Regions from separate parts of the Mus musculus genome. Here region 2 is linked to region 1. Evidence: chromatin loops called from intact Hi-C (ENCODE). Cell type or tissue: left cerebral cortex. All regions are shown on one strand. Each heading gives the region's core, and the rest is flanking DNA. Links, peaks and the distances in the headings are about the cores only. Region 1 has its middle 48 kb from the start of Gm7538. Region 2 has its middle 32 kb from the start of Gm31129.

Evidence for each region. Peaks named below come from ENCODE experiments on the same cell type or tissue, not always from the same donor. Only the 100,000 strongest peaks of a DNase experiment are listed, where the experiment ranks them.
Region 2: a loop joins it to region 1, with 2.4 times the contacts of the local background. A loop is called at or near these places in 2 of 42 quality-filtered maps.

Annotation. Positions count from the first base shown.
Region 1 is chr5:119,241,246-119,254,031 of GRCm38, reverse strand. No RefSeq gene overlaps it. Among named protein-coding and RNA genes, the nearest start is that of Gm7538, 48 kb to the right of the region's middle. In left cerebral cortex, for the core only: no CTCF peak of the experiment used is centred there; DNase peaks (open chromatin) are centred at 4,678, 6,892 and 7,442; H3K4me3 peaks cover 431 bases; H3K27ac peaks cover 1,147 bases.
Region 2 is chr5:119,159,102-119,171,887 of GRCm38, reverse strand. No RefSeq gene overlaps it. Among named protein-coding and RNA genes, the nearest start is that of Gm31129, 32 kb to the right of the region's middle. In left cerebral cortex, for the core only: no CTCF peak of the experiment used is centred there; DNase peaks (open chromatin) are centred at 3,958 and 4,915.

The DNA of each region.
Region 1 (12,786 bases), core at 4,397-9,396:
ACAACAACAAAATCAAAACAGAACCAGAATTCCCAGGAGGAAACCACTACAGTCATAGACTCTCCCTGATCCTTAGCTGTCCATCAGTATCTTTTCATGTGACCTTCTCATGATTTGGATGGCCGTGTCCCCCAACAGGCTCATACATTTGAATTCCTGGTCCCTGTGGGTGAAACTGTTTGGGAAGGACTAGGAGGTGTGACCTCGTTGAAGGAGATGTCCCTAGGGACAGACTTAGAGGTTTCAAAAGCTCATGCTATTTCTGTGCGCTCTCTCTCTCTCTCTCTCTCTCTCTCTCTCTCTCTCTCTCTCTCTCTCTCTCTCTCTCTCTCTCTCTCTCTCTCTTGCCATGCCTGACTGTCTGCTGCTGTGGTCCCCATGATGGTCATGGACCCTACTACCCTCTAGAAACAGGAGTGCATGTCCTTGGTCATGGTGTATCTTCAAAGCAATAGAAAAGTAACTGAGACAATGGGGCTGCAAGCAGGGCTGAGCATCCCGAGAATAAGCTATGCATTAGAGTACACGAGTGACCTCAACCCCTCTCCTTTCCCATACGGTTTTGACTGTGAGTGTCACAACTGCCCCACTGAATGCTGCAAAGAATCTTCCCACCTCCACTGAACGTGAGCGGGCTCTGTGGTTTGTTCTGGCTACCAGGGTGCAACTCAGGGGATGAGTGGCAGTTCGGAGCCTTGGCTTCAAGCCTGGCTCCGTTGCATTTACTCCTGGAACTCAACCAGGGTAATAACAAGACCGAGTGCCCTGCTAGAGGGAACCAGAACATGCACAGGAAGGATGGGCACCAGCTGAGGCGTCCTAGGTGAGCTGGCACCAGCTACCCCCAGAGCTACCCGTAAACACCTGAGTCCAGCCAAGCCTGGAAGGAATCCTAGCTGAGCTTAGCTGGAATCAATGACTCAAAGAATCTGTAAGTGATGGGGTTTTTCAGCCAGTAAGTTTGGGAGATATTTGTTACACAGCCAAAGCTAGCTTGCACACATTCAGCGGGGAATCACTCCTGGATTAAATAAATGTGCCCTTGAGAAGTTAATAGTTTGCAACTTTAGGGCATCAGGCATGTAACAACCTTCAACAAGCCGCACAGGTATCTGTCAGTCAGGATAAGATGAGGAAATCTCTCCTAACTACGCTAATGTTGGCAAGATGGGTCCATCAGTTAACTGTTAGCTGCATAAGTGTGTGGAACTGAGTTCGGATTCCCATCAACCACACGCAAAGCCAAGTGCAGCACGAGTGTATGTATGTGTGTAATCTCGGAACTGGAGAGGCAGAGGGAGCGGAGCCCTGGGCTCCACTGGCCAGCCAGTCTAGTCAACAGTGATCTCAGATTTAGTGAGTGATTTAGTGTCAAAATACGAAGTAGTGAGAGATTGAGGAAGATATCTAAGTTGACTTCTGACCTGTACACACATGCATACACACATCATGACATACAACATAGAGGAGACACAGCATATACACAGAGAGCATACATACCACACACAACATATACATATAATAGACACATCACACTACATACAACATATACCACACACACACAGAGCACACACACCAAACATACACCCAGAGCACACACATTGCACACAGCATACACACACAGCATATACTCAACACAACATATAATATATACACCACACACACCACACATACCACACACACACTACACTCACAAACACACCACACACACCACACAGACATATAACACAAACACACCACACACACACATACCACACACACACTATACTCACAAACACACCACACACACCACACAGACATATAACACAAACACACCACACACACACACATACCACACACACACTACACTCACAAACACACCACACAGACATATAACACAAACACACCACACACACACACATACCACACACACCACATACTACACAGACATATAACACAAACACACTACACACACACACATATACCACACACACACACACACACAAACACACACCTGACTTCCCAGCCCTCTGTGGAGCCACCTTCCCAGCCTTCATCTGACTTACCAGGCTTCTTTTCCATTAGCAGCTCAGAGCATGGGTCTGATCCGTTCCTGAATGCTGAATCCACCTGGACCCACAGTAGCCTCATGGGACAGGACAGGAAGAGAGCAAGAACAGATGATCGAGCAGCAGGGGCTGGATTTGGGGCTGGGGGAAGGAACGGGAACTTGGCAAAGATGAAAGAGGCAGGGGGCCTCAAGAAGCAGCCGGCCAGTTGCAGAAAGCCAGATTGGGAAGGAAGTGTTTACTGCCCCTGAAGTCAGGACCTGACCACAGCACTGCCATCTTGTAAAAAGGCTTTTATTTGTCTTTTTTTGATCGTGAGAGTCCTGGGAGGGAACCATTAAAGGAACAGAGCCAGGGCAGCTCTGGAGGCAGGCATGCGCCTGTGTGCCTGTTTGCTTGGCTTCCTTCTGGCCCACACCCCCACTTTTTTACAAGGGCCAACTGGGTTGCAAGGTTAAAGCCCGAGGGGGACCCACTGGTGTTGTGGAACTTTTTTACAAAGTGAGAGGATCAAAGCAGTTAGCAAAGGGCGAGAGACCAGGCCTGCCAGAGAGAGAAGCCAGTGGCCTAGAGCCTCAGACACACACACACTGTCTGCCTCAGCCCTGCTGTGCATGTCTCCTGGGGTCACCGGGAGGCAGTCCACTGTATGGAGCAAAAGGCTTTGGGGAATCTCTTCCCACTGGGCAGGCACAAGGCTGGAAACAGAAAACATAGGTCTGGGAATCTCTAGGTATCAAAACAAAAGGATGAGGGGTCAGTACGCTGGCTTAGCAGGTTCTGTGAGTTCGGTTCCCATCACGTGCTAGAAGGAGACCGGCTCCCAAAAGTTGACCTCTGACCCCTCTCACCACACTGCACAGTGGACACAGGCACAGACACTTAAGCAAAGTATATATACATATCAACAATATCAACAGTGGGGCTGAGGGAAGAGGAGGTATGGATCTTAATTATTTTTTAAGCTTGAGACATTTCCTGATGTTTTCCAGCATGGATTTGGAAGAAGAGTGAAGGAACCAGGTACATACAAAGCCAGTCACCTGGCCCTAAGGCAGGGCGGGAGAACCAGGCGTCAGCCAAAGAGTGCTTCATCAATGAGTCTAAACCCAAGGGTCGCATATCAGACAGTTACACTGTAATTCAATGCAGCAACAAAATCACAGTTATGAAGTAGCAACAAAATAACTTTATGGTTGGGGGGGGGGGTTGCCACAACACAAGGAACTGTATTAAAGGGTGGGGGCATTAAGGAGGTTGGGACCATTTCTGTTAAATGATCTGTGAACCCACACCCCCTTGCACATCAGCTCCTCATCCCTCCTCCCTTTCCTCCTCCCTCCCCTTCCTTCCATCCCTCCCTCCCTCCCTCCCTTCCTCCCTTCCTCCTTCCCTCCCTTCCTTCTTCCCCTCTCTCCTTTCCTCCTCCCCTCGCCCCTCCCTCCCCCTCTCCTTCTTCCATCCCTCCTTTCCTCCCTCCCTCATTCCTTCCCTCCCTTCCCTTCCCTTCCCCCTTCCCTCCTTCTCTCCCTCCCTCCTTCCCTTCCTCTACTTTCTCTTACTCTACCCAGAACATCTGGGTTTGTTCTGGTGAATTTGGAAGGCAGAATGATGGCCCCAAAAGGTGTCTGACCTTTGAGTGTGTTGCCTTCCTGTTGCATTTTAAGGTCCTTAAGTCAGAGGAGAGATCATGCTGATATCAGGGCAGGACCCATCTGATCCCTCGTGGCCTTAGGTCAGCAGATCCCATCCAAGAGCCCCAGATGTGCATGGAACCTCCCTGTAGGCTTTCTTACAGTTTCCTCTAGACTCCATCCTGGTCAGTGCCGCCTCAAAGTAGTTTCCAATAGAATAGTGATTTCCATTTTTTTCCTTTTTAGGTGTTTATTTGGGTAAAGAATAAATTATGGTAAAAACTATTAGTAACTCATAAAATAGACTTTATGGGCTAGTAACTGGTATTTAAATGCCCAGGGTTTGGGGAAATAAACGGGACTGGAGTTTTCGAAAGGGCCCTATTTCGAGCTTCAAAAAAGCCAATATTTTAATAAATATTTGCATATGTTATATCAAGCTTCTTAATTAGGGGCAAGGCAAACTGGCCTTTCACTCTTAGGTTGGTTGCTCATTTCTCAGCAGGCCATTGGCACGGAACAAGAAGGGAAGAAAGTGTCCCAAGTAGTCTTGTACCGTGGTGAGCCTTTGAACTGTGCGCCGTGGGGCAAACGCCCTGACATCTCTAAGCCTCCATGTCTATAGCTGTAAAAGAGCCAAGAGAAGCCCTCCCTGGAACAGCAAAAGATGAAACATGGTGCTTTCTGAAAAGAAGGTGGCAGTCAAGACTGTCACCGCGTTTCTCACCCAGATGCCCACCAGTGGCCAAGCACCCCCAGTGTTGTCAGAGCTCTGCCTAGAGGGAGTCCTGGGCAGACAGTGTCCAGGCCTGCCAGACCTGGGCTGGTCTCTGTCACCCTGACATGCTGAGAGAAAGGAATCCACAGAGGCATGAGAGGCTGGGTAGCCTGGCTGGTCTCTGCAAAAGCTCTGGCTCCACTCAAAGCTGGGACTCAAAAAACGAAGTGTTCCCTGTATGGGAACAGAGTAATGGAAGGCTTCCCAGCCCTGAGGAAGGGAGGCAGTTTCCAGAGCACAAAGCCAGAGGGAAAGAGAGGGCACCCCCACCCTTCACCCCAAGCAAAGGCAGCTGTTTATGTCCCCAGCTAGGCTCTAAAGACAATTGGATAGACTTGGGTGTTTCTGCCAGGCGCTGGCTGTACAGCTGCGGCTGAGACATCCTCCTTCTTTGGTCTAGCCGAAGCCAGCCAGCATTTACTAAGGCTGTTTCTCTTAGCACCCCATGAGCAGTGAGTCTGTGAGACCCTGGCTCAATATTCCCGTGCTCAGATACAAATCTGAGGCAGAGAGATTAGCAGCTGCCCATGTTCCACACAACTCTTCCTCTTCAGCATCCCACCGGGGTGGGGTGGGGTGGGGAGGAGGGGCTTTCTCTCCTGAGTGTCATCTTGGTGTATCCCTCACAGCCCTTCCTCTTGTGGATGACGGTCCATGCCCTGGGAAGAGTGTGGAGGGAGCAGTGGGTGGATGATGCTCAACCTCACTAGGAACTTTAGGCATCCCATCCTCCAGCTGTGCCTTCTCCCCTGACACGGATGGGTGGGGCTGTTGGGAGTGGAGTTGGGATGCTGGCTGCAGAGAAAACCTTCACTCTGAGCTTTGGACTCCGTGCACTGCTCTGGCTCCACTACCTGTGTCCGTTGTTGTTTGTTTGTTTGTTTGCTTGCTTGCTTTGTTTTATTTTGTTTTCTGAGCCATCTAGTCTTCACGGTGACAGCCACAATCAGGGCTGACTCTATCTCTAGTTTACTTTGTGTGTGTGTGTGTGTGTGTGTGTTTACATGTCTCCTGTGTCTCCTCCATGTAGAGACAAGAGAGCAGCTTCAGATATCATTCCTCAGAAGTCATCCACCTTGATTTTATTGGAGGTGGGGGTTAGGGTCTCCCACTGACCTGGAACTCACCAATAAGTAGAGATTGGCTGGCCAGGAATCTACCCGTCTCCACCTCCCTGATGCTGGGATTACAAGCCTGTGTGACTGTGCCTGATTTTGTTTTTACATGAACTCTGTGGGCTGAACTCGGGTGGCAGTGCTTGTAATGCAAGTGTTTTCTGATGGAGCTGTCTCCCTCACACCTCCTTTTTTTGCCTATAACTTGCTGTCCTACTGAGACCCAAGTGCTACCTGTCCACCCTGGGTGACAAATCTAAGCCAGGATTTAAAAATTATGTTTTTGTGCTCTGTGGGGGGGGGCGCGATATGGTGTATGTATGTATGTATGTATGTATGTATGTATGTATGTATGTATGTATGGTATATATGTGGTGTATGTGTGGTGTGTGGTGTGTCTATGTGTGTGGTGTGCATATGTGTATGTGGTGTGTTTGGTATGTCTATGTGTGTGTATGTATTTGTGTATTGTATGTGTGGTATATTTATGGTATGAGGTGTATCTGTGTGTGTGTATGTGAGTGTGTGGTATGTGTGTGTGTGTATATGGTATATGTGTGTGATATGTCTATGTGTATGGTGCGTGTATGTGCTCTGGCCAAGGTTCAAGAACAGAAGTCAGAAGACAACATAGGACAGTCAGTTCTCACTTTTTATCAAGTAATCAAGTAGGTCCTGGGAATTGAACTTAGTTCATCCGGCTTGATCACAAGCCTCTTTATCTACTGAGCCAACTAGCTCGTCCTTGGCCATGTGTGTTTGTTTGTCTTAATCATGACACCAAGAAAAATAACTCTCCTCTCTAGGAACCTGTCATTTCAGAGCTCCCCTCTGCCATGTGGGTGATGCCTCTTTCAAGTCTGGGTGGGCAGCATCTAGTTGGTCCCTCTGCTCACCATAGCGCTCAAACCAGGGAAGCTAGGTAGAAATCATACGTTAAAAAGGTTGTGGATCTGCTTAGATTAAAAACGAGGGTGAATTTATGTCCTAGTCGATCAAGAGACTGTGTGACCTTGGACGGAAATCGCTGCCTCATGTAGACTTTCTTTTTTTTTTTTTTTTCATCATGTAGACTTTCAACTGAACTCCGAGAAGAACTTCCGGTGAGTGGGAAGAAACACCGAGCCTCTCTGTGGAGCACTCTAGAACATTATCGGATGAGGTTAAATCGGGGTGCTGGTGGAAACAAGGGGATAACAGTATGGAGAACTCCCCTCCGTGTCCGCAGGCCCCAGAAATCCCTCTGAAGCTCCAGGCAGAAGCTGCTGGCCCTCCTACCCACTCCCTCCCACTTTTTCTTCGCAGCTGTCTCTGTGTTTCAGAGTCCACATCTCTGCCAGGGACTCTATTTTGGGATTTGTGGGAACCAGCAGCTTTTAGCAAATAGGAAGTCCCAGTGAGCTGGTCCCCCGTCCTGCCCCCCTCCCCCTCCCGGTCTCCCAGTCCACTTGGAGGGCAGAAGAGGAACAAACAGGCTGTCCTAAGCTTAGCCCTCAGGGCATGTGCGAGCTGGAGGGTGCCCAGCCTGGTCCCAGAGAGTCCTCATAGCTGGCGGACCGAATCCCTGACTACTCTGCCACCGTAAGGCAGGGCGGTGCCCAGCGGACCAATCGGGGGCTGCATATTCCCCAGGGAGCTGGGTTTTTCTCTGCAAATTACTACCAAGTTCCTGCCACATCCAGTCTCTGCACAGAGGCGGGTGGCAGGCTAGGTCCCGACACTCCAAGAAACACACCAGCCAAGTGCCATAGCGGTGAGAGACCCTGTCCTTAGGATCAGGACACAGGGGCTTTAAGTGGAGTGGCTCAGGAGCCTTAGGTATGTACATGGCTGGGTTAACATGCAGGTGGGTGTCACACTCTCCAGTGGTGTGGTTATGTGTCAATGTGGATTCGTGTGACATGTGGATTTTTCGATCTCCTATGCGCAGCTAGCTGTCTCAGAGGGTGCACGGGTGACCCGCCTGTATTTTCACAGTGACCCAGATGCTTATGCGTCTTTTCACTGTGTTATGAGGAATACCTTTTAATTTGGCCCAACCAATTTGTGGGTCATTGTGTAAATCCAGAAAAAAGACAGGTAAGATAGTAAAGGCCTGTGAGTTCAACACTCAGGAGGCTAAGGCAGGAGGATCAGGCATTGGAAGATTAGCCTGGGCTATGTAGCGAGACTCTGTGTCCAAAAGGGGGAAAAAAAACAAGAAACATATGTATATATGTATATATGTATATATGTATATATGTATATATGTATATATGTATATATGTATATATGTATATATGTATATATGTATATATGTATATATGTATATATGTATATATGTATATATGTATATATGTATATATGTATATATGTATATATGTATATATGTATATATGTATATATGTATATATGTATATATGTATATATGTATATATGTATATATGTATATATGTATATATGTATATATGTATATATGTATATATGTATATATGTATATATGTATATATGTATATATGTATATATGTATATATGTATATATGTATATATGTATATATGTATATATGTATATATGTATATATGTATATATGTATATATGTATATATGTATATATGTATATATGTATATATGTATATATGTATGTATGTATGTATGTATGTATGTATATATGTATATATGTATGTATGTATATATGTATGTATGTATGTATGTATGTATGTATATATGTATGTATGTATATATGTATATATGTATATATGTATATATGTATATATGTATGTATGTATGTATGTATATATGTATATATGTATGTATGTATATATGTATGTATGTATGTATGTATGTATATATGTATGTATGTATATATGTATATATGTATGTATGTATATATGTATGTATGTATATATGTATGTATATATGTATGTATGTATATATGTATATATGTATATATGTATATATGTATGTATGTATGTATGTATGTATATATGTATATATGTATATATGTATATATGTATATAATCTGTATATGTTACCCATGCAAATAAAAACTAGAAAACAGAGATTCAGCAGGCCTATATTATATATGTTATACACAGCATCATAACTATGACAACAGAAGAGAAGTAAGCCATAATTATAACTAACATCTGTGCAATATATATACTGTCCACAAACATGGGGGAGTAAATCTCCCACTAGGAAGTATCTGCCCCATATGTGCTTTCTAGCTGTTTTTGTTTTTTAATTAAAATGCATGAGTTCCACACACAAAAGCAAGTACATTGTCAGTATTAGTCACCTCTGAATATTTCATATCAGTCAAACAGAGGTGTGGCTCTGGGTATGGTGCTGCACACCTTCAATCCCAGCGCTCGGGAGGCAGAGGCAGGGGGAATCTTTGTGAGTTCGAGGCCAGACTGCCTGGTCTAACAGAGTGAGTTCTAGGACAGCCAGGGCTCGATAGAGAGACTCTGTTACAAGACAGACAAAGGCAAGATGTAAAATTATGCCTGTATACAATACACATATATACATAAACTACGGACGAGTGAATGTTTGACCATGCTTCAAACTTTTCTAAGAGCAGGGTCATAAATCAAGCCCAGTGTCCCATTCCCCGCAGCAGGGACATCCGGTGGATTCTGTTTCATAGGCTTTTTTATTATATATAATGAGCCACCCTTGTCTGCAGATAGATTACCGCAGCTATATGGCGTCTCATTTCCTAGGTAACACGTAGATAATCTGACCCATAGCCCTCTGCGGGCTGTTCATTTATGTTCATTGCAAACAAAACCGTAGTCCACATACTTTAGCGCGATCCAAGAAGCAGAATTTGTGGGCCAAAGGGTGTTCTTGTGTGGATGGTTTTCAACACCCATGTAGTGGCAGATATTAACAAGAGAGACTTTTCTATTTCCTGTGGCAAAAAAACCTAACTGAAGGAGGGAGGGTTTTTTTCTTGGCTCCTGGTTTGAGAAGGTTCCATTCATTGCAATGGAGACTCCACAGCAGAGTTCAAAGCCACAGCAGTGTGTGGCCAGGGCTCCTCAGTCTCCATAGGTCAGAAACAGATCTCAGGCCTGCCAGTCCTGCCCCAAACGGTCCTACCTCTGCCATACCCCGCCATGTCTAAAAGATTCGACAACCTCCCAGAACAGTGGCATCAGCTGAGGAGTCACAGGGGATAGTCCACAAACAGTTCATGGTGATATACGATTAGCTATGGACAGACAAAAGAAGGAGCAGAATCGCAAGGCTCCAGGTTTACCTGCAGCCTCTCAAGATGTCCAAGGACTCCGGAGGGAAGACAGAGCTTGGTTGCCTTGGGAAGTGACTTGCTACTATTGTTTATGCCAGCATCTCTCTGGGAAGCATCATCCTCTCCGGGCAATGGAATCTTCGGTTCCATCCTCCCAGGGAGGAGAGACGACTGCAGGACTCAGGTGTGGCGCCTTGAATCCGAGCATCATCCGTCAGAGCCTCCTAAGTAGCTCATAGGCCTAATGTGTGAACATTGATTTCTGGGGTGACAGGGAAGCCAGAATGATTTACATCCAATTTCCCATCGATGATATACCATTGATCTCCGAGAGCACTGAAATATTTACTAGGGACAGCAATTCTCGGCCAGGATCTGTCAGCTGGAGGATGAGGCATGCTGGGAAGGATGCGGGATAAGAATAAGATCTCTGGGAATAAGGTCTGAGCTATCCCGGGCCATAGGAGCTGGGAAACCATACGCGGCACCAGGCTGGGTGTGGGGAGGAGAGTGGGACTCTGAGGATTTCCTCTTGATCTCAATAAATGGTGCCCAGGTCACCTCTTCAAAGTGGCTGGCTGCCTCAGAGGGTGCATCTCCCTCATAAGATGCCTTGTCATGCTTAGCCATGTCACACAACTGGGTCTCTCTTACATTTATTCAGGTGCTATTCACACACAGAAAAGTCACACACACTTTTAAGGATGCCTCTGGATGACCCAGAACCACAGTGGGACTCTAAAATTGTGTTCGCCCACAGGTGTGTCCAGCACTGGGGATGTGGAGACTGGAGAGTCCCCGGAACTCCACCCTCATCTGAGTGGGTAAGCGCTGTATTCTTAGACTCTGTCTCAGAAACCAAGATGGAGAGAGAGAAAGAAAGACATCGACTGCCAACATCCAGCCTCCATATGTGCAAGCACATACATGTGAACCCATGAACACGTATGTAAACATGCAAAAACCCATACACAATTAAGAAAAAGATCCATGTGCACTCAGCCCTTACATACAGAGCTGAGTTGCATACTCACACATGCGTGTACACACACACACACACACACACACACACACACACACACACACACACACACAATCTAAACACACCAGAGGTTTCTATCCCATGAAAGCATGTGCTATAGCTATGCTATGACTTCTCATTGGGTTGCTGGTTCAGGAATTCCTCCTCACTTTGCTTTGCCCAGCTCAGAAGTTTCTGGAACTTACCTGTCCTAAAACAAAGTTGCCACCAGAACTCTCCTTTCCTGTTCGGAATTTTCCAGTGCGCATGGTCCCATCATGTCACCGACACTCTATTCTCATTGGAAACACCTGGGGACCCTGGTGTACCTCAGAGACTCTACAGACTGGGGCTGATGAGATCTGAGGCTTGCCAGCCTCATGGCAGCCTGGCCAGTGTCAGTAGCAAATGTTTTGTTTATGAGTAAGATCTCACCTCCCTTTAGGATTTCTCTCCTCTGTAGAGAACTCTCTCCTTTGTCCTCATGCTGACCCCTGTTCACACCTCTGCTGAAAGTCCAGCTTCTTTCCCTTGTTTCTACACCAATCTCCTAGAGACCAGAGACCTGCTGGACTGCTAACAGCAGTGCTATAGTGCTAATTAAAACGGAAGTGCCGCCATTACTGTTTGTATGCTCCAAGCTAGTACAGAGGAGCTGTCAATCAACATAGGAACACCAGGACCAGGAGCTCCTCCAGGGCCATTGTGAACCACCTGATTTGCAGATGTTGAGAGCTCACAATGGCCCCACAGTGACTTTCTAGCCCACTGAGGGAAGGGGCCAGCCTGTCAATCAACCTTGGCTCACACTTCCCAGATTACAACATCAAGTGATGCTTAGAATAAGCTCATTTAAGTTCATTTGGTCACTGATCTTCAGCACATATGACTCTGACACATATGACTCTTGAGAAAGGAAAGATAGCCCTGTGGGGTGGTTCGTGTCTGTATAATGCTCAGGAGGCTAAGGCAGGAGGATTGCTGTGAGTTCATGGCCAGCATGGGTGTATAGCAGTTAGGGGTCTAGAGTGAGATGTTTGTCGTTTAAAAGGCTAATGGCAATTGATCGTTGCTGGTAGAGGGAGAGCCTGTGTGGTCCTTGGTAGTCTATCATGCTCTACCCAAGGCATGGCGCCACATCCAAGAGTATTCGGGTAGCATCAATTGGATGCTATGGTGTATGTGTGTATGTGTGGGGGGGGGGCATGAAGTCTGATGGTTTGGATAGGAAGGTGGGGTAGATCCAGGAAGAGTTGGGGGAAGGGAGAATATGACCAAAATGCACTGTATATGTTCTCAAAGACTTACTAAAATTATTATTTTTAAGATGTAAAATTAAATAAAAAAAGAGGGGTGGGAAAATGACACTGCTCATGTTACCTCATGCACCTGTCATTCTGTCATAGGGGAGGGGGAGGGGGAAGGGGAGGAGGCAGGGAAAGGGAGGGAAGGAGGAAGAGGGGAGGGGGGAGGGGAGGGGAAGGAGGAAGAGGGGAGGAGAATAGGGGAGTGAGGAAGGGAGGGAAAGGGAAGGGGAAGAGAGGAGGAGGAAGAGGGGAGTGGCAGAAACACAGGACTCCCCTGGACTCACTGGCCAGTCAGTCTAGCCCATTCACCTTCTCAGGTTTAGTGAGAGACCCTATGTGAGAGACAGGGTAAAAAAGACAGAAAAATATAAAACGAAAGAAAAGAGAATTTCTCAAAGTGTCTTAGTATCTCCGTTTCCGTCACAGAGAGACAGGCTACCTTTCACAGTTTCCGTTAAGGTGTTTGGAGCTAGCAGAAGGAGGGGGTTCATTGGCTTCTTCATGGTTTCCTCCTAAGCTTCTCATTCCAGTTCTTAACATGCAGATGAAGGCATTTTCTTGACCCCACTAGAAGACACCAGAGGATCTTCCCACAGGACACAGGATCTGAGCCCTGGGCCTTATACTTGGTCATCAAACACTT
Region 2 (12,786 bases), core at 2,734-7,733, 80 kb after region 1:
CTTTCAACCCTTGGTTACATCCAAAGCTCCTGGGAGCTTTTATAAAAATCTAGACTCCCAGGCCAAGTGCCAGGTCTACAGAATTAGAAACCTCAGAGGAATTTCCTGCTTGGTTAAGGGACACAGCACAGGACTGACTTTCTCAGCCTTTGTCCTGAAGTCCATCATAGCCAATGCCACCATCTTCACAGGTTGGACACCAGACTTGGTCACCTTCCACTGAGTGACCTGCAGGGAGGGGTGTTGAGGAACCTCTGCCTTCAGGCACAAGTGTTTCAAGGTCAGCATATACTTCTGAGCATAATAGTGGCTTCTGGCTCCTGGTTACCTGCTACTGAAGGTGGCTGGTGCTCTGAGGGAGGAAAGTGTGGGAGTCCTGGAACAGCATCTCCCAAATGCATTTGTGCTGGGGAGAATTTCATTATGGAGCTTGGAGTTCTGAAGCCAAGTTAAGGACTTCAATGTGTATGAGCATGTTTGTGCATGAACATGCATGCATGTGTGTGCATGAACATGCATGTGCATGAGCATGTATGTGCAAGAGCATGTATGCATACATGTGCATGAGCATGAACATGTATTCATATATGTGCATGAACATGTATTCATATACGGCATGAGCATGTATGTGCATGAGCATGCGTATGCATATGTGCATTTGTGCATGTGTGTACATATAGTTAATAGTTTGTTAAACAGGTGTCCTGGTTAGGGTTATTACTGCTGGGTTGAATCACCACAACCAAAGAAACTTGGGAAGGAAAGGCTATATTTGGCTTTTGCTTCTATATCACTGTTCATCACCAAAGGAAGTCAGGACAGGAACCCAAGCAAAGCAAGGACCTGAAGGCAGGAGCTGATGCAGAGACCATTGCTCCTCATGGCTTGCTCAGCCTTCTTTCTTATAGAACCCAGGGTCACCAGCCCAGGGATGGCTCCACCCACAATGGCTGGACCTTCCTCCATCAATATTCTATAGGCTTTCCTACAGCCTGATCTTATAGATGCATTTTCTCAATTGAGGCTCCCTCCTCTCTGATGACTCTAACTTGTGTCAAGTCAACATAAAGCTAGCCAACACGATGAATGTATATGCACACATGTGTATATCTATGTGAAGGTCAGAGGTCAGCCTCAGGGATCTTCCTTGGTCCTTTTTCATGGTGTGTCTTGAGACAGGGTTTCTCTCTCACTGAACCTGAAGCTCATTGGCCAATAAGCCCCAGAGATCCTATTGTCTCTACCTCTCCCACCCTGGAATTACAGGTTCCCTTCTACTGTACATGGATGTTTACAGTAATGCTGGGGAACCAAATTTGAATCTTCATGTTTGTGCGGCAAGCATTTGACCAACAAAACCATGGCCCCAGCCCAAGTTCAGGATTCTAAGAGCCACCAGGTACTTGGACTCTGAAAAGTCCATCTTGAAGTTGAGAAGGCTGTGTTCTCTGCATCCTTTGTCTGGATTGGGCAATGGCATCTTTCATAGTTGACCATTCTTATCAGTATCTGAAAAATGTATTTTAGCAGACGGTCAAACAACTAGGCAGTAGAATAAACGTTCCACACCCCTCTCCCTTTTGTACAGCTTAGAAGGAAGCAGAGGAAGAGAGGATGCGAGGCAGAGAAGGAGCGCGGGGACTGCACAGGTTGGCCAAGGGATTTAACAGCCTGATGGTAATCAGAGAACCTGAGTGTAATTGCTCGTGTTGTTTCTGAAAGCGTCCCAGCCAGCCTGGTGGTCTGACATCCTAATTAGTTAATGGGCACAGGAGGGTTTTACATGTTTAGAAATGAAGGCTTATTGGGTCAGCACTCCGAGATACTGGCATGTTTTCATAAATTGACGTTTCCTTCCAAGACAAGAAGTCTCAAACTTGAACACGTGTCAGAATCCCCCCTGGGGGGCTGATTAAAACACAGCTCACTGGGCCTCACTCCCCAAGTGTCTGGTACAGCAGGTCTGGAGTGGGGACCTAGCATTGACATTATAATGAATATTTGTTCTGAGTGCTGCTGCTGGTGGTGGTGGTGGTCTAGAGGCCTAAGATGGATAGCGAATTCTCTCGGGGAACAGCAATGGAAGAGAAGGATCGAACAGGGATGGCAGAGAAGCCAAGGGGACCAAAAGAAGGGAATTACCACTTGGGAAATGGGGAGAGATGACAAGGAGACAAGAACGTGTTGGGGGCCATGGGGGACAGAGAGGCAAGGAGTGAGAAGGGAAAGCAGGGGTTGATACAGGAGCTTAAATGGTTGCATTCTTGTTTGAAAAGAGGTGACGGCCAAAGAGAAGAAAAGGGCAGGGCAAGGCTGAGCATCCAGTGATGGTTGAACACACAGTGTTGGTAACAGGACAGTGAGCCTTGTGCACCTGTCACTCTCCACCCCCGCGCCCACCGAAAGCACGATGCATGTGAAGTTTCATTTCCCACACAGCTGCACACGCCATTCTTTCAGGTTCTGGCTTCCACTGCTCACTTGCTCTGTGATTCCCTGTTCCCTTCCTCTTAACTAGCTAGCAGCCCCTGGCTTGCTTATTTTGCCAAGAAACCCAAAGCACTCAGGGCGCCTTGATTTTCATCTCTAATATTTAGATTGCCTGATAAAAAAGTAAAGATCCACTAGGTATAAACATGCTTGTAAGAATACTATGGGATGTTTTTGCGCACGCGAGTGTGTGTGTGTGTGTGTGTGTGTGTGTGTGTGTGTGTGTGTGTGCATGGCACTGTACATATGCAGAGATCAGAGAACAACTTGTAAGAGCCAGTTCTGGTTCTCTGCTTCCACCGTGTGGGTCCTAGGGATTGAACTCAGGACATCAGACTTGGTGGCAAGCACCTTTAGCTGCTGAGCCATATTGCCGTCCCAAACGCTATAGACTTTTACAGATTTATTTTTACATCAAATCCACTTTGGTTCTAATTGCTTCCGAAGCTAGGCCACCTCTTGGGACTGTTGACATTATGGTGGTGTGTGTGTGACTTTCCAGATATCTAGAGTTCTTATATTCATACATATTCATCGAAGATTATTTGAAACAAAATTAGGCTGTGTGATTCTTATTGTATCAGGACTTGATGGTTCATTAATCGGATGTCATTTGCATTTCTGTGTGGACTGGGATTCTGGCCTGTGGTTGTGCCTCATTACTGAGTACTCCTCTTCTGGTAGTTTCAGAATCAAATCTCCATTGGTCAATAACGGATGAGCGATCTTGTAGTTTGGTCAATAATGGATCTTGTAGTCCGAGTTCTACCCCAATTACAAGCAGCGTGGATCAAAACATCTACGCTCTTCTGGGTGCTAATTTTGAAAATGTGCGCTATAACAGACATGAAATGAAAAAAGGCCCTACCTACTCTGCCCTTGACAATTCTGTTCTGTCCTGTTTATAATTTTTCGATGCTTGAGAAGGATCTTGACTCGTTTTCCTTGTGGTTTTTTTGTTTGGATTTTGTTTTGGAGTTGACTGGTGAAACCCAGGGCCTTCCACGGGTTAAGCACTGCTCTCTGCAGAGCAAGGTCCTCACCCATCCCACTGATATTTCCTTTCTACCGGGTCCTAGGGGTGGTGCTAAAACTTGAAAATATCATAATCATCGCTCTCTCCCCCTGTGTCTTTTAGGGGGAGATTGTCCTAAAAGGTAACAAGAGCATCAGGGCGGGAATTCAAAGACCAAGTTCTCACTCAGCTCTCCCTCCCCGTGATAGGAAAACACCAGTTTCCCCAGCTAAAGGGAATTGCATCTGAGCTTGGTTTCTCTGCTCTCTTTGCACTCTGGTGCACGCCGCTGTTTTCCGTGAGCCCTCCCCCCCCCAAGCCTGTATAACTTACGGTCCACACCACGTGGTCACCCGCACCCCACCCAGCTTCCCATGACTCAGTCCCCCACACTCATCCCTGAGTCATGAGAGAATGGAACGGCTTAGTAAAGCCGGGCACGCAGCCAGAGAGCGACAGAACGTGTCCAGAAAAATCAGGGATTCTCTTTTCTGCCAGAGAGGCACGGGTGGACACAGTCGATTCTTCGTGGCTGGGCTGGAGGACTTTCTGAATGCTGGCTGCCGGGGAGTGGGGGTGAGGGCGTTCCTCCCTGTGCTTGGCAGCCATTGGGAACAGGCTTGTTATTCAGCAAGCAAAGGAACTAACAGCCGAACTACCATGGGACCGACCATGGCGAACTTTCCTCCTATGTCTCCTTGAGATACCTTGCCAGGGTTTGCATGAGAAGATTCCCCCAGGGGGTCCATGGGTTTGAACACTCAGTCCCCAGTAAGCGGCGCTGTTTGGGGGAGGTGGCGGAGCCTAACTGGCACCACAGGGGCACAGGGATAGGTCTAGAGGTTTATGGTCCAGACCTGCTTCCTGGCCTAGCTCTTGGCACCCCCACCAGCTACTGACATGCAACCAGGCACTTGCCTTGCTGAGACAGTGGACTGGATGCCCTGAAGCGCGAGTCAAAATAAACGTCTGTTTTTAAGTCATGTATCTGATCATTGCGACTGCAACAGACATCTTCATTATAAGCCAGCCGTTTTCTCTCCCTGACTAATAGAAACTGAATTTGTTGAGCAGTCAGTGTGTTTCAGGCTCTATCCTTGGCACTTGGAGTATCTTATTCCATTCGGTCCTCAGACAACCCCTTGATAGACACTGCTGTCATATTTATTGTAAAGTGGAGAAACTGAGTCTCAGGGAGGCAGTCAAAGTACATTGCCACATATTTAAGAGAGGGTGATCTTCTGGCTTTGTGTATAACTGTGATAAGCATGGAATAAAAGTGTCTAGTGGATATTAATAACCCTCAGTTATATGAATATGCAAATGATTCTGATACCACGCTCCTACCAGGAGCTGTCCAAAAGTGAGTGATTTAAAACTGTGAATGTCTGTTATCTTACACCTTCTGTTGGTCAGGACTGTGGGAGTAGCATCGCTGCGGTTCTGTCTCATTGGCTCACATGATCAGGAGTGTAGCCATCTCATTGAAGGGTTCAACTGGGCATAAGTCCATTTCCAAGCTTTTCTGTGAGGTGGTGTCGGGAAGAACCAGCAACTCTCTGTGTGGGTCTTTCTTCTTCTAAAGCAGCTTCAATAGGTCAATAGAGAGGGAAAGAGGAAGAGGGAGATGGAGGGAGGGAGGGGAAGAAACAGGAGAAGGAGAGGGGAGAGGAAAGGAGATCTTGATGGGAACAAAGGAAGGAAGAAAGGGAGAGAAGATGGGAAAGAGAGAGACATTGCTGTAACTGTGTTGCCTAACTCAAAAGTGATACTCTTTTGAGTGTCTTCTTTTGGCTTCTGCCAAAAGTATCTTCTGCTGGATGCTATTGGTCCTACAAACCAGCCCTGGGAGAAAGTGAAGTGCATCCCATCCCTATAGGATCACCCAGAGTCACCTTGGAGGCTGGCACCATGGGAAACATCATCGTCACCCAGCAAACCTTTGAGGACACAGAAGTCCAAGGACCCATTTTTCATTCCCTGTCTCCAGACACCCTCCCAACCAAAGTCCAATGGAGAAGATGGCACCTCTCCAAAACATGAGGAAATTTTAATAGTGATCCTGCCTATCAATATCACCCTATACATTTTGTTCTCATTGACTTCTTGTTCTCAACAAATAAGCAGGTTTCATTGTCCCATTCTTTGCTATCCCGGACTGAAGATGTGTGCCTTCTACTCTGCCCTCTCCATCACCCAAAATGTGTCCCTCTGCTCCATCCTTGCCACAGTTCCTGTAGACTTAGGTGACTTGTGCTTGCCTGGATATCGGGTTTCACTTGGGCTTGGCCAATGGGAGTCACAAGTCAAGACTGAGAAATTCTGGGGCACCCATGCCTCCACAGCCTCTGTCTCTGTACCTTCTTTCCAGAGGTGGTTATGCCCACCATGTCTACTCCTCTTGTAGGCAATGACCCAGGACCATGATCAAGTTCTCACTGGACCCTGGGAATTCCACTTCCTCTCATCGTCTCTGCATCTCCATGCTCCAGGGAGGGTCATTAGAAGTCCCTGAATGTCTCATCTATTTCTAGTTCTCCAACCCACTGACACCTCCGTAAATAATAACTCCCTGTAAAACATCTCTCCTTTTAACCATCCAAACAGAATTCTTTTCTCTGTTGGGATCCACCCCCGGAGTGGACTTTGATTCCCAGGCCTCTGCTCCTTTGCACTTCATGAGTCAATCCTTCAACTATATGTCAGGGTAGATGAGGGCAGAAGGCTCATTTCGGAGACTTCAGAAGCTCATTGGGAACCAAGTCCCTTTGAGTTATGCGGCCCTGGACTGACCTGTCGCCCACGAGTAGACTTTCAATTCCGGAGACAGTTTAGACATTTTTTGGTAAGAAAGCAAGAGTATGACCTATCTGAGATGCTTGAGTACCAGGATTTGAAAAGTTATTGCAGACCGCCCCCACTATGCTCCCTCCTTCCCCAACCCATCAGGACTTGTTTTTTGGGACATTCCATGCTGTGTATATCTGCCTGTTTCATACAAGGTCTTTATAAGACTCTCCACTTCCCTTCTCGATTTCTGTGGAAACATCATAGAGCAAATCCAGGCATTTGTTTGTGATAACCTGTGGGAGAAGAGAGAAAACAAAGCTGAAGAGATTTCGGAAATCTGCAACTCACATTTACCCCAAGAGCCGCCCCTGTGTGCTGGTTGATCCTCTGGGTCCCTAAGCAAGTCCCTGCTAGTAAGGGGCTCTGGAGGGAGACTGGACAGCAAGCACCATATAGCCCAGGACAGAGAGGGCAGAGGCCAGGCCTTGACTTTAGGTCTATCTCAGTCAGTCACCACTGCATTTCTTCTGAGGCAGGAACTCTCACTGAATCCTGAGGTCACTGGTTAAGGAACTTTAGGGATCCATCTGTCCCCACATACCATCCCTGGGGTTACAGATGCCTGCCACTCTCCCCAGTTTCTATGTGGGTGCTGAAGACCTGAACTCAGTCCTCTTTCCTGCAGGGCAAGCATAATCAACTGAACTACCCACGTACTCCAGTCCTTGCCTTTGTTTTCAAACATGATGACATCATTTTATCAGCCAGTTTAACTACACTCAAGCTCCATTAATACAGTAGTGCATATTAGAAATTGATTGGACTTAATTTTTATGATTCCATTCTCTCTCTCTCTCTCCACCCCCTTCCTAAACCATAGTGAATCAGAGTGAAGGACTACCTTCCCATGGATCATGATCCAAAGATAGCCAATCATTCAGGACGCTTGGCTTTCGCTTATTCGTAAGCACAGATGTCCCTTATGAGAGTCTCTGAAAGAAAGACAAAGAATGAGGAGGAAAAAAAAATCTAACAAAACTGCCTCCAAGCTACAGGAAAAAAAAATCTCTTTCTAGTTCTTAAGAAGGAATAGGGGGAAAATTCCTTCTCTTCCTCACATTGACAAATCCCTGCTCTCAGAGCCTGGAGTTAGGACACAGGCCATTACCCCAACCACAGCTACCACTCAAGCCAGAGAGAGCCAGGGGTTGTCTGCTGCTCTTGCTTTCCTGGGCCTATCATGCTGTAGTTACAGATGCACACACTCAGGGAGGAGGGGCTCTCAGGTTGCGGCAGGGGTGGAGCCTGCTCTTTGTATTGATGGACAGCCTTGTATTCACTTATTTGTCTTGTCATAGTAAAAATATAACAGATCCATCCTGAAAAAAGACGCCTGCACAGGATAGAAATTCTGATCACTACAGATAGACATGTATGTACATATATGTATCTATCTGTACATTTGGATATATGCACAGTTATCAGTGTTTTCTATTGCTCTAATAAAACACTAGCCAAAATGCAACTAGGAGGCAAAGAGTTAATTTGGCTTACAGGTTGCAGTTCACTATGAAGGGCCATCAGAGCAGAAGCTAAAGGTAGAAACTGAAGCAGAAGCTTACAGGTTTCTGCTTTACAAGAAACCCTGCTTACCACCATATTCCCCATGGCTGGCTCATTTTGTTTTTGTTTTTGTTTTTTATACTGATGAGGACCACCTGCCCAGGGTTGGCACCACCCACAGTGGGCTGGGCTCTCCCTCATCAATCATCAATCAAGAAAATACCCCCACAGACATACTTACAGGCTAGTCTAAAGGGGCATTTTTCTCAATTCAGGTTACTCTTCCTAGATGACCCTCGTTTGTGTCAAGTTGATAAAAACTCAACCAGGACAGTGCATGTGTGTGTGTGTGTATGTGTGGGTGTATATGTGTGCATATATGTGCATGTGTGCATATGTGATTGTATATCTGAGTATATATGTATATGTACATGTACACATATCTATGCATGTATGCACGCATGTATAAACATATGTACACACACAGAGGATGTCAGGAATGCCTGTCCTCAGGGGAGTAAGACAAAGTTGAAACATGCAAGAGTTGAAATGGAAGCCACAGAATGGGTTGGGGGGGGGGGACATCTGGATGCTATTCACATTCATGTGTGTGCCAGTGCACATGTGTTCATGTGTGTGTGTGTGTGTGTGTGTGTGTGTGTGCACGTGCGCACACGCATGTCCACATGCACGAATGGACTTGTATGTACACTTGCATGTGTGCACATATGGACAACCAGAATTTCTGCTCCTCAGAGAATTTCTGCTCCTCAGGCTCCGACTATTTCTTTTCTTCAAACAGAATCTCTCGCTACTCTGGAACTCACCAAGGCTGACTGACTGGTGAGCCCCAGAGAGTCATCCTCCTGCCTCGACCTCCCCAGTGCTGGGATTACAAGCACCTGCCTTTATGCCTGTTTGGCTTTTTAAAGGTGGGCCCTAGGGTTTGAACTCAGGTCCTCATATGCAAGACAAGCCTTGACCAAGTAAGCTGTCTTTCCCAGCTCCTGGATTAAACTCTTATGAACAAGTCATATGTAAATGAAACCCTTTCAAAGACTCCTCTATACAACCCATGGATTTCTGTGCTCAAAACAAGAAACAGACATAGTGGAATGGTTTGTATATGCTCAGCCCAGGGAGTGGCACTGTTTGGAGGTGTGGCCTTGTTGGAGTGGGTGTGGCCTTATTGGAGTAGGTGTGTCACTGTGGATGTGGCCTTTGAGACCCTCATCCTAGCTGCCTGGGAGCCTTCAGATGAAAATATAGAACTCTCAGCAACTCCTAAGTCAGCCCCAATCAAACCTCCTTATAAGAGTTGCCTTGGTCATGGTGTCTGTTCACAGCAGTAAAAACATGAACTAAGACACATAGTAATTTTGTTGTTGTTATTGCTGTTGTTGTTGTTGTTTGAGTGCAAAAGGGCTCAAGTCCATAAACAGAGAAAGCAGACAAGAAGTGCCAGTCTGTGAAATGGCTGTCTCTACCTTCTGTGCACACATACAAGCACACACACAGCTTCCTCTCTGGGAGGCAAGAGAGAGAAGGGGTGAGCCTGGCAGCCTGGAGCCTTGGGCTGATGTCGAACGAAGCCAGGGCGCTAACACTAATGAATTCTGATGATTCGGAGTGGTCATTAAACTAATAAGCCTATTTCAAATTAGCACAGGGGCGGCAGCCAGCCTTCATTTAATGAAGCCGCCTTCATTATTTTAGACACGGCACACTTGTGAAAGTGACTGCAGGAGACAGGCCCGGACCCTCATCTGATGATTTTATCACTTGCCTGCCGGAGCGTGAGGGAATCGGTGTGATGAAGTTGCTCTCTTGGTTTCTCCTGCCGGAAGGGAATTCTACACAATGCCTTGTCTTTTGCATCAGCTTTTTGTGGTTTGTCGTGACTTACTATTTTGACTTAATTCTTAAAATTGTAGTAGTTGATTTAAAAAAAAAAAGGTCTTTATTTTTGTTGTTGTTGTTGTTGTCTTTGTTGTTGTATTGTGACCTTTGTGACCTGTGTTGTGTTGACCCGTGAGGTCAATGCCGAGTGTCTTCCAGAGTTACTCTCCCCCCAATAGATGGAGACAGGGTTTGTCACTTGAACCCAGAGCCTGATCGTTTGGATGAGAGTCTACACAAGGCAGCTTACTCTAGGGACCCCCCTGTCTGAAATTCCTAGCCATTGGGATTACAGGCAGATCACCACACCCACTCAATATGTATGTAGATGCAGGGGATCCAAACCCCAGTCATCACGCTTGTGTGCCATGTGATTTCCTAGATAAGCCCTCTCCCTAGCACATAGTCAGCATCCTTGACAGACTTTCTCTGGTCTGGTTCCATCCATAGTCTGTGCTCCCCATTGCCTCCACTCATTCCTACCCAAGGTGGATCTCTTTGCTCAGCAACTCTTGAGCTGAGAACTCTGACTTCAAGGGGACAGCCAACTGCATTCTTTGATGTCACTTACCACTCTCCCCTTCTGTGCTGGTTTTTCTTTCCCGGTAGCTTGTTCTTACCCATGGCGTCATTGGCCTGGATCCTGTGTCCATGAACTTGCCTAGTTTTGGCATTGGAAGTCCCACGTCCTGGAACCTCCTGGGTCTCAGGCATCTGAGACCATTGCTCATCATATCAGAGACTCAGAGTCTCCCCCCCCCCCCAGCATGGAGCCTGTTTCCCAGGTGTCCCTCTGCCTTAAATTAGAGTTATGAGTAAAGGATAAAATGTGTTTTCTATAAACCTTTCTCTCTCTTACCCCATCTCCCCCCACCCCACCACCTTTTCCCTCTGATTTGGCCTGTGTCTTTTCTGTCTCAAGGGAGGGCTAGTGAGATGGCTCAGCAGGATATAGCATTTGCTTCCAAGCCTTATGACCAAAGATCAACCATCACACCCACATAAGGGGAAGGTAGAAAGTAAGAACTGACTCCTGAAAGCTGCCCTCTGACCTTCCCGAGAGTCCCGTGGCACAAGTGTGCCCTCCCATGAATATATCTCATATGTAAGGTGCTGGATCCGATCACCCAACACCGAAAAAGACACCAGTTTTGAGGTCCTGGAGATGCTCAGCAGGCCAAGGTGCTGTGATCGCAATAGGACCCAAATGGTGAAAAATAAAAATCTAACTCCTGAGAGTTATTCTCAGACCTCCAGCCATGCCCAGAGGCGCATGCACTCACAAACCCCTATGCATAATGCATAATAGGTAAAATTTAAATGTGTCTTTTAAAAAGCCACCACAGTAGACAGGGATGTATTGGGGATGAGGAAGCAGAGAGGAGACAGAAGGAAGCGAGATTCATGTGAATAAAGTACATTCCTCTGTACTTGTATGCGGTCATGCCACAGCCCGGCCATTATTTAATTAATCTGGGGAACGAGAGGGAACCAGCCAGAGGGACACAGGAGCCGTGGGGAGGGCACCAGGGTGAGGAATGAATTCAAATAAAGTATAAAAGGCGCATAGATATGGGAATACCACAATGAAACCCTTTTATTTCTACGCCGACTTTAAACACCAACTTTAAATTTTGCTAAAATATGTAGAAAGAAAGAAAGAGTAAATGACAGAAAATCCAAAGGAAGAAAAAGATCTAGAAATGACTTCCCAGGAGGCAAGAGTAGGTGGCCAACCCCACTGGGCAGGGCAGGGCAGACTTACAGAGGTTCTAGACAGCTCAGGAGGCCCCAGGGCTCTTCCTGAAGTCCCAGCTCCTACCCTGTCTGGTTCCTGCCTTTGCTCTTCCATAGGCTCGTCCAAGCCCCAGGGCAGCTGCCCCAAGTTTTCACATTTATTTCAAAGGGGTGGATAATCCCTGCATTTTCTTCTTCACATGAAGGTTTAAGATGGAATGAGCAAACAGACCGTGGAGCCTCCTCCGAGGGAAAGGATGAACAGCGGAATCGCCTCTGTTTACCCAGGGACTTTCCCTCTCTGATACTTCCTTCCTTCGGTGTGGGAGAGAAATGGAAAGTATGGGTGTGTGGATGCCCGTTGAGTGTGTATGCAGCGGGGCATGACCGTCCTTCTGCTGGACAAGTTCCCACAGTTCTCAGGGGGCAGCAGGCCTCAATAAGTCCATGGGCAGAACAACGTTAAACCTATCTCCACAGAGAATGTGTGGTCCCTGAACCTCTGCAGAGGGTTCTGTAGGCCTGGGGGCATCTCCTGGTTGGAGGACAGGAAAGGAAACCTCAAAGCTGCACGAACAGAACAGAGAAGGAATTAAGACAATCAACATGGCATTTGGGGGATGATCGTGGGCTTGACAGAACCACATGGGTGGGATTGCAGATCAATATTTGCTGAACTCTTAGGCTGCGTGCCACCCAAGGTCTTTGAAGATGTAACTCTTGCTGTAGGGGAAACGGAAAGGAGTTTTAGGAAGCCAAGGTTCCAGCATGTGGCAATCTGTTATCTGAGATTCCAATGTGAATGGTTGTTTACTGGGCATATACTAGTACTGAGGCCCTGAACATATGTGACAGTCACATCTCTTAATCCACGAAGGCAGCAGCTTCATGGACCCCCAGAAAATGTCCGAAGCAGCAGATGGTACCTCAACCATGTACATTAACTTACAAATTAATCTTTATGCATATACGGGGAGATTTTATATATATTATATATTTATATATAACTGTAATTTTCATGCATATATGTACATGGATTACATATATAATTCCTCAGCACATACATAAGGATTGATTTTTTTAAAGTATCCATCGAAAGTTAATCATAATTAATAGCCTTCACAATTAACAATAAAACGGAGTTCTTATTACAATATATTGTTCTAAAATTTTTCACCCACGATAGTCTCAAATTTGGGACTGTGATGATGTGTACTAAGGGTTATGTGACCACATTCACTAACATTGCCCTGATACACAATCTGCTGGTGGAGGGAGACAGAGACTGAATG